2 separate regions of the Homo sapiens genome follow, and region 2 is linked to region 1. A link is an interaction called in ENCODE POLR2A ChIA-PET data of the cell type or tissue named here. Cell type or tissue: PC-3. All regions are shown on one strand.

Region 1 (5,000 bases):
TTCTCACTCATAGGTGGGAATTGAACAATGAGAACACATGGACACAGGAAGGGGAACATCACACAGTGGGGACTGTTGTGGGGTGGGGGGAGCGGGGAGGGATAGCATTAGGAGATATATGTAATGCTAAATGACGAGTTAATGGGTGCAGCACACCAACATGGCACATGTATACATATGTAACAAACCTGCACATTGTGCACATGTACCCTAAAACTTAAAGTATAATAATAATAAAATTAAAAAAGAAAGAAAGGAGGCCAGGCTCACACCTGTAACCCCAGCTTCTTGGGAGGCGGGAGGATGGCTCCAGGCCAAAAGTTTGAGAACACCTGGGCAACATAGTGAGACTGCCTCCACACACAAAAATTTTAAAAATTAGCTGTCCAGGACTTCGAGGCTGATTGCACCAATGCACTCCAGCCTGGGCAACAGAGCAAGACCCTGTCTCTTTAAAATAATAATAATAATAATAATAATATAAAAATAAATAATAAATTTTTAAAAAGAAATGCTCCTTCATAATAAGGTGGACACACCCCAGAGGTCTCTTTCTAAATTGACCCCATTTTAGTACAAGTTAATTCAACACCCTTAAAATGTTGTAGACTTCCCATTAATCTAGTTGGGGCTCATTCCATTCCCCCCAAAACTACATCCATATCTTCCTTCTTTTTTCTTTTTCTTGCCCTGTCCCCCAGGCTGCAGTGCAGTGGTGCAATCTCAGCTCACTGCAACCTCCGCCTCCCAGGTTCAAGCGATTCTCCTGCCTCAGCCTCCAGAGTAGCTGGGACTACAGGCACATGCCACCACACCAGGCTAGTTTTTGTATTTTTAGTAGAGACAGGTTTTACCATGTTGGCCAGGATGGTCTCAATCTCCTAACCTCGTGATCCACCTGCCTTGGCCTCCCAAAGTGCTGGGATTACAGGCGTGAGCCACCACGCCCGACCCTTAATTTTTTTCAAACCAGATCTTTCTTTACTTTGAAAGTGTCAGGCTGCTGTGGCACAAAGCCCTGAAGAGTTTACAATATATTTTGTCTAATTAAAAAGATATACTAAGTACCACCTTATATCTTTCTGAGGTTTTTTTTGTTTTTGCTTTTGTTTTTGTTTGAGACAGAGTCTCACGGTGTCACCCAGGCTGAAATGCAGTGGCACAGTCTTGGTTTATTGCAACCTCTGCCTTCTGAGCTCTGGTGATCCTCCCACCTCAGCCTCCCAAGTAGCTGGGACTACAGGCGCATGCCACCAAGCCTAGCTAAGTTTTCTATTTTTAGTAGAGACAGAGTTTCGCCAGTTGCCCAGGTTGGTCTCAAACTCCTGGGCTCAAGTTATCTTCAAGCCTTGGCCTCCCCAAGTGCTGGGATTATAGGCGTGAGCCACTACACCCAGCCCTGAGGTCTTAATAAAGAGTCTTCCAGTCCTGATTTGATCTCTACCCGAGGCTATTTCTTATTTTGAGGATCTTTTGCCTGCTAGATACTGGGAATGAAAAATAGTTTTATTTTCCAACCCAAAAAAGTTCTGGGCACCCTATATTTCCTCTAATTTCTGCTATAAGTTCATTTCTCTCTTCCCATATCTTATATAAAGCTATACGAAGCCAGCTGACAATTTCAATATTTTCGCCTGGAAATCTCCTTAGCCAAATCTATAAGATCATTAGGTATATCTTCTATTTTTCAAGTTCTTACAGTTCACATTTTTAAAAAATGTTTAAGTACCATAAAACACAGATCATCGTAATTCCAGTCCGCAGTAACAGATACTTTACTATCTTTCTGTTTTCTATTAACAGTTGTTTGCCATTTGTCCAGCGTCTGCCAACACTCCCCTCACCACATTACCAGCCCCAAACTGCCACCCAGTCCCCAAATCAATGCTACATATTTTAGGTTTTTGTTATAGTATCACTTCACTAATAGTACCAATTTTTGTTTCAGTTATCTCTTGCTTCATAACAAACCACTCCAAAACTATATGTCTAAAAAGAACAACCAAAATGTATCTGCTTGTGATCCTGCAATTTTGGCTTCCCTCAGCTGGAAAGTTCAAGATGGCTTCATTGACATGTCAGGCACTCAACTGGGGCTGGAAGGCCAGGATGCTTCATTTATTCTCCAAAATCTCCGTCATCAGGATAGCCTGAGTTTTTACATGTACCCAGCTCACAAGTACTGACCAAGCTCCTACTTGAGCAGTATTTGCTTATATCCTACTGACCAAAACAAGTCACATGGTCAGAGTCATTGTGGGAGGAAACTACACAAATCAATGAGGGAGGCCTGATTCACTATGGAATCATTACCATAAAAATCTACACATATCTCATACTAAATGAATGGGCCATCCATTCAGCTGACAATCTTGTGACTGTGCTTTCTGTTGATCATTTTAAAAGCTACAGAAATAAAAGATAGTTTATATTTTAAAAAGAAAGAAAAAAATTCACTGACAAAAAAATAAAAATTTTAAAGATAACTAAATAGTCTTAAAAGCAAATGACAAGCTAAAAAGTATAAAACAGGCATTTTAAAAAATAAAATTAAAAAAGTTTACGAAGAAATAAAAATAAAGTTCATAAAATAGAAAAATGTTTAATTAAAACTTAAAAATTAAAAAAAGAACATAATTATAAAATGATATACCCATTGGTATAATATTGTTGTGGTCTTTCTACTCCTTAGCTCAGGTAGGTCCGAGTTCTTGTCGCACAACCAGGAAGAATTAGGCATGCAGACACCAGAGAGTCAGTAAAGTAGAATTTAACAGGCGAAAAAGGAAAGCTTTCAGCCAAGAGAGGGCACAGAGGGTGGGAGGGGTATGGTTCCCCTATCTGAAGGCAGGGAAGTCCCCAGTGTGGCTGGGTCCAGGGCCTTTTATATACTCAGAATGGGGAGAGTGTGTTGATTGGTTTGTGAGTATGCAAAAAATGTTAAAGCAAAGACACCACTCAAAGGTGGGCACGACAGAGTAGAAAACCAATTAGGAAAGGGTAGGTATATGTGAAATAGGTGAATGGTGGGGATCTATCAGAGGAAATCATGCCAAATAGGCAAGTTCTCAATCCAGTCTGAGGATGTAACTTGTAGCTTGGCTTTCAGGCTTTAAACTGTCTTGGGCTTGGAAGGGGGGTTTCACTGGGGACCCACCCTATCTGCCTAGGCATTTGGCTGCTTCCTGCCACTCTCAATATTAGAAACAATAAGCTAAAATTAGCACAAATATATGATAAATAATTTAACAGACAAAGAGATGGGAAATAAAACAAATTTTTTAAAAGTTATAAGACTAAGAATTCAAAAGTTTAGTAAACAAAGGCAATCAGGATTTTCCAAGCAAAAGCAATTACCATGTCTAGCAAATCCCCCAACAATTTGCCCTCACCCAAGACATGGAGCTCTCCTTAAGAAAATGGTTCTCAAACTTTAGTATTTACAGAGTTTGTTAATGCAGATTCCAAGGTCCTCACAAAACGATTCTAATTTCATAGGTCTGAAATGGGGCTCATTAATCTTCATTAATAAGTACCCCAGATTATGTAATAAAAAAGGCCCAAGGACCACAGCAGCTACAAAAGGGTTTTCTCAAACAAGGGACAGACTATGGGGCTCCTTATCCTTCGTGTTGCACTTATTGCTTGAAGTGCTTATGACAAGCCCACATTTAAAATTTCAGAATCAAAAGTTAACATGCTCCACTCCCTTAGTTATAGCTCAATTTGAGCTGTCTCACCCTTGTAAGCTTCCCTCCAGCAATAAAGCAGCATTTTGCAAACTACAGGTCACAACCAATGAGTGAGTCAGAATCATCAATTTAATAGGTTATGACCAGAACAGAAAATATCAGAGGGCATTGCACATAATGATAGTAATTACAATTTAAGTATTGTTACATGAAACTTTTGTTCCAGTTGCATGTATGTGTGTATAGTGCAAAATATATTACTTAATATGAGTCATGAGCAAAAAGGTTTGAAAATCTCTGCCATAAAGAATATGATGAATTTGTCAAGAAGCTAAAAACTTTTTAGGAGAATAGTTCACCAGAAACACCCTCAAAGTCTAAGAAAAAAAAAATTTTAATGATCATAATTTCATTTTATCATATTTCTGTAGGGTTTAATTATTCAGGCATATCAATGCTTCAAAGAAGAAATTTCATATGCATTTATTCCAGCATCCCTCTGAACTAGCAGGTGAGAGGATTATGGTCCCCTTTCTTTTAGAAACTTACAGAGTAGAGTTATTATTAACCCATGAAATTAATAATTAGAGGGCAGTACAAAAGGATTTATAATCATGAGTTAAACTTACAATGCTGTAGGATTTCTAATAAGTGAATGACAGAATTAAAGAAAGTTACATGAAGAAAATAGAGCTTGAGTTTAGACTTAAAGGGAACTTCAGAAAAAGCAGAGGAGAAAAGGTATAATAATGAGTCGTGTTATACAGTCAGAATAGGCTAAATGCTTGTAAAAAGAATTTCAAAAGCTCAGTGGTATAACACAATAGTGAGTGGACTGACTCCACACAATCATTCAGAAACCCAGTTTTTTCGAGCTTGTACATCTACCATCCCCTGCGGCATCGTGTCCTCAACTGGATCCTCTGCTGTATTGTATTATATACATACATATACATAAATATAGATATAGATATTGATACAGATATCAAAATCAGTATAGATATCCTGTATATTATGATGTTTTGACACGTTAAAAAAAACATTCCTAGCTGGGGAGACACTGCCTCTGCCAGACCTAGCCAATTCTTCCAGCTAGCAAGAGCTCAACCAGAAGCATGCCTTTCATATACAAACTAACCAATCCAGAACCATACCTCCTCCAGCCAGCATAACCCTGGAGACAATTTCCTCTGCCTTCATCTTCCCAAGGCCAGGTACCAGGCAACCAGGGACCACCCCTACAGCTTAGAATCTGCCAAAATTATTCAAACTAGCCAGTCCTAAACTGTTCATTCTGCCCTGCCTTGC
Region 2 (5,000 bases), 300 kb before region 1:
TTTTAAAATCAGCATTAAGATACTGCCCTGGTTAGAAATGTACTTAAAGCATCATTATCAATAGAATATACCTTGGAAAGGATACAGAGTGATAGCCAAGCACTTGACTTTTGGAAATAGGCTGTCTTGGTTAAGTAGCTCAGCCACTAATAATCTTTGTGCCTCAGTTTCCTCATAGAAACTAACCTATTTCATGGGGTCATGAGAAGATTTGAGATTATAGCCATAAAGCACTTACTGCAATTCCTAGAATAATGTAAGAGCTCAATTAATGTTAGTCATTATTATGCTGACTTCTAAGAAACTGCTTACTCTTTCATTCCCAGACTTCAAATACATCTTTAAAAATGTAAAAACCACCAATTAATTCCTAGCAAAGATAGAGGCTTGCTTTCTTTCTTTCTTTTTCGTTTTATTTTTGGTTTTTTTTTTTTTTTTTTTTTTTGAGACAGAATCTTGCTCTGTCATCAGGCTGGAGTGCAGTGGCACAATCCCTCACTGCAACCTCAGCCTTCCGGGTTCAAGCGATTCTACTGCCTCAGCCTCCTGAGTAGCTGGGACTACAGGTGCGCGCCGCCATGTCCAGCTAATTTTCATATTTTTAGTAGAGACAAGGTTTCACCATGTTGGCCAGGATAGTCTCAATCTCCTGATCTCGTGATCTGCCCTCCTCAGCCTCCCAAAGTGCTGGGATTACAGGCATGAGCCACCACACCCAGCTCAAAGATAGAGGTTTTCTATTCTAAAATATTAATTTTACTCTACCAGCCTTTTTGTTTGTCTACAAAATTAGCTTTTCTTTCTTTGTTACAAGAGCTACCAATAGTTAATCCATCCTCGCTGTACCCTATCATTATATTGCCCATCATTTCACACATTTGTCTTCCTCCTACTGCTCTCAGTTCAAAAGACCCCCTACCAAACAAACTATTATTAGCTTCCAGGATTCCACTTTTACTGTTTTTTCAGTCTTCAGTCAGGACCTAATGGACTCAAACAGAGTCTACTATACCGTTTATATATTGCTTGTATTACTCAGGTTTGGTTTTAAAGGCTCATAGCAAAATGTTCATTTTGACCATATCCAATATGTTGCTATTTTAACAACATTCTCTCAGGTGCATAATCATTCAAAAAAGAACAACAAAGTGAAAATTTCATTGATACAATTATTTTATTTACTATTTGTAATAGGCCAAGAAAAGGGAACGGTGAAAGCAAGAAGATTTTTACCCATAACATACAGAGCTTACTGTTGATTAGAATTCCAAAATCAAAGCAAGCCCTTAATTAATAGACCCTTTAAATTATTTTATTTTGTGGCTGAATTACCACACTGATACTTACTCATTTAATTATGCCCTGGCCCAGAGAACTGACATTTTTACTGGCAGGTTATGAAATGTTTGTTAAAGCTATGAAGTCTAATTATAAAAGCCTTCTTTCAGAGGTTCACAAAGGATGGAGAAGAACTAGAAAATTATCTCCCTGGTACCAAAGGAAGAGTTATAAAACAAATGAAAACAAATAGAGTGAAATCACATGAATGATACATGTGTAGGTAGTTTAGAGTACACACGGATGGGAGGCTGGGCATAGAATACACAGCAGAAAATGCAAGGATTGGTCTGGTGCAATCCTTTGGGTCTTTATAGAAAATGCTATGATTTACTTTTTTTTCTTCAATGGGGTTGGCTGTGACTGAAGTTTCATGATTGCTAATATGTTATCATTACTCAAATAATTAGACTTGGGAGCAATAGATTTTTAAAATTAGCTATCTCAAAGAAAGTGTCATTATAATCATCTAATTATCCTTTGAGGTAACTTATGTACACATGCTGTAAACGTTCAATATCTTACTCCCATGGGTGCTGCCTCCATGTTTATAGTTTAAAACTGATAGCATTATAAGAATCTGTGATGACAACTTAGAGAGCACAATTTGTTTATTTCTTCAGAAATCTGAAAGTAATGTTCAGAAAGTAAGAACTCACAGCCGAGCACGGTGGCTCACGCCTGTAATCCCAGCACTTTGGGAGGCTGAGGCGGGTGGATCACGATCACGAGGTCAGCAGATCAAGATCATTCTGGCTAACACAGTGAAACTCCCTCTCTAATAAAAATATAAAAAATTAGCCACGCATGGTGGCACGCACCTGTAGTTTCAGCTACTTGCGAGGCTGAGGCAGGAGAATCGCTTGAACCCAGGAGACGGAGGTTGCAGTGAGCTGAGATCATGCCACTGCACTCCAGCCTCGGCGACAGAGCGAGACTCCTTCTCAAAAAAAAAAAAAAAAAAAAGTAAAAACTCACTAATTACGGATTAAACTCAAAAATTAATATGTAGTTTCAGCTAAGGTGGTAAAACTCATATTTACATTTAATTTATTCACATATCAATACAGTATTTCTCTAGCCTAAATGCCACCAAACATTTAGCTATATTCAATCAACAAGATTGCTTAGCCAGATAAATAATTACCACCTTTATCAGAATAAGATGCCCTCCTATAATAATCAGCCTGTAGGAGCAAATGACTTTTTCAAAAACATAATTGTGTTAAATAAGTCTCTAAAGAGACTGATCACTCTAGCAACAACACAGAACAGTATTTGAACTATAAAATAACTCTTCTTTGTTACTCTTTATTACATATACAAGTATATCATCAAGAAACTGCCCAGAAAGAGGTGGGCAGGACACTTACAGGTGGGCCTGAAGGTTCGGGTCAGTAAAAGAAAAATGACTCAGATATTCTTGATCTCTAGGCCTCATCTTGCCCACTTCTAGGCCTACCTATGCTATATGCCTATTAGCCCTGTTCCAGTTCATGGGAGGGAAGTACAGTACTCTTCCTGTCCCCTCAGAGTCCAAGCAAGGTGTTCTTTGCCGAGAGTGAATAATCAATCTCTTCTCCGTGTCCTCTCCTTTTAGCTGAGCCTTTGCTTCAGAGTAGCTCCTTGTATCTCCTTTTGGTTGAGTAACTCCTTTCCAAATAGCTCCATTTGGTAGGAGACTTTGTTTTTTGCTTTCTTGACTCTCTGCTTCACCTTAATTAAAATTACCCCAGCCTCAGCAATTCCCTAGGAAGAGACCCCTGATAGGAAGATTAGTAGAGAATTAATTGATTAGTTGGCATATTTGTCTTAATAATTAGAAAGTTCATCTTTTTTAAAGAAGATCACACATCCAACATAATTATGTGGCTATCTTTATTCATCAGCTTAAAGTTTTCAAGCTGGGTTTATTTCACGTGTAAACTTACAATTGCAAAAACTAACAAAATTCCTCAAAACTACTCTTGCTATTTCTAGGTAGAAGTCTTTTCAACTAGGCAGATAGGTGCCTCATTATTCTTAGAAAACTCTAAGGACTACCTGCACTTATTTTATAACCCAATTAATGTATCTTCTCACTACCATTGGAAAGAAATATTTCTCTTTTCTTATGCTTGATATATTTTTAAGTATGATACATTTTGAAGTGTGTTTCCTTTTCTAGTTTTACTACCTGGTTAATAGAAAAAAAAATACTACATCTGCCTACACTTATATTCTTAATCATAAGACTGCCCTGAAGGGAAGGTATTCAAAAAAAACAAAAACTGCTCTTAATACCATGATATTAGTATATTGAAATAAGAACCATGATTAAGAAATATTAATATACAAAGAGTAATCTTTTTCTGAGAGTGAGAACTGGAACAAAATGAGAACAAAATTACTCAAAATGAGAAATAATACTTGAACTTGAAATTCTTGTGTTGTGTCCCCCAGCAGTGTAGATAAGGATAAGGCCTTTGGCTTTACCTGGACCTACCCTGGATAAAAGGGGAAAGAGAAATAAAATAAGAAATTTAATTTAAGCAAAAATGTTCTTCTTCTTCCTAAAAAATAATATATTCAGTCAGTTGCTCTATCTACCAAGTCATTTAATAAATATGTATTGAGTCAGTATATAAAACTTTGTGAAATCCCATAAAGTACAAGAAGAAATACAAGAAAACTATAAATACTTCAAGGAAATACTACAGAGAGTACTACAAGAGTTCAGAAGAAGGAAACCACATATGATTAGCCTGCATAGATGTGAATGCCTTTCAGATAGGCCCCAAAACATAAATTGGATTTTCACCAAAGGAGTTAACGTGGAGGGCATCCTGAATAGCTGGGAGGAAATGACTCTATGCGGAACTACAAAAGCAAAGTGTGGAAAGAAGAAAGCAATGGCTTATTCAGAGAAAGAGAGACGAAAATGAAGAAAAAAAAGGAAAGACATAAGAAAGACACTTTGAGTTTAAAGCATGCCGCAATTCAATGGGAGGAGTAGGAAATAGGCTGGAATCCGAATTGAACCAGGTCAAAACATTGTTGAATATCAAACCCAATCTATTTAATCTGTAAGAAACAAGGACCCTGAGAAAGATTCTGACCAAGGGTATGTGATCGGAAACTTGACAGATAAATGTAGTATACTTGTAAAGCCATACTGTGAAAAACTTGGGGATTATTTGAACACAAATTATCACCTGGAAAAAGACAGAAAACAAGGCAGAAGACTGTGCAAAGAGGTTGGAATATTCAAAACTTCAGATTAGAAGACGGAAATCCTGGCCGGGAGCAGTGGCTCACGCCTGTAATCCCAACACTTTGGGAGGCCGAGGCAGGCAGATCGAGACCATCCTGGCTAACACGGTGAAACCCCGTCTCTACTAAAAAAATACCAAAAAAATTAGCCGGGCATCGTGGCAGGCGCCTGTAGTCCCAGCTACTCCGGAGGCTGAGGCAGGAGAATGGCATGAACCCAGGAGGCGGAGCTTGCAGTGAGCCAAAATCGGGCCACTGCACTCCAGCCTGGGAGACAGAGCAAGACTCCGTCTCAAAAACAAAAAAAAGAAGATTGAAATCCTGTTTAATGTTGCTCTTCTCTTTCTATACTATAAACGAAACTAAGGTAATCATTAAATCATCCTAAGCATTTGTATTGCCATTTTGAC

What was found. ChIA-PET counts read pairs that join two places held together with the same protein. Peaks named below come from ENCODE experiments on the same cell type or tissue, not always from the same donor. Only the 100,000 strongest peaks of a DNase experiment are listed, where the experiment ranks them.
Region 2: POLR2A ChIA-PET joins it to region 1 with 7 read pairs; 1 of 35 experiments calls an interaction of 5 or more read pairs at or near these places.

The regions. Positions count from the first base shown.
Region 1 is chr7:111,505,742-111,510,741 of GRCh38, forward strand. All of the region lies in intron 2 of IMMP2L (inner mitochondrial membrane peptidase subunit 2), which reads right to left. Among named protein-coding and RNA genes, the nearest start is that of IMMP2L, 54 kb to the right of the region's middle. In PC-3, no CTCF peak of the experiment used is centred here; DNase peaks (open chromatin) are centred at 2,270 and 3,800; H3K27ac peaks cover 4,113 bases.
Region 2 is chr7:111,207,113-111,212,112 of GRCh38, forward strand. The region is part of intron 3 of IMMP2L (inner mitochondrial membrane peptidase subunit 2); the gene reads right to left. It overlaps LOC124901725 (a long non-coding RNA gene), which reads right to left. Exons shown (of 2, transcript XR_007060477.1): 1 at 1-5,000. Among named protein-coding and RNA genes, the nearest start is that of LRRN3, 120 kb to the left of the region's middle. In PC-3, no CTCF peak of the experiment used is centred here; no DNase peak of the experiment used is centred here; H3K27ac peaks cover 908 bases.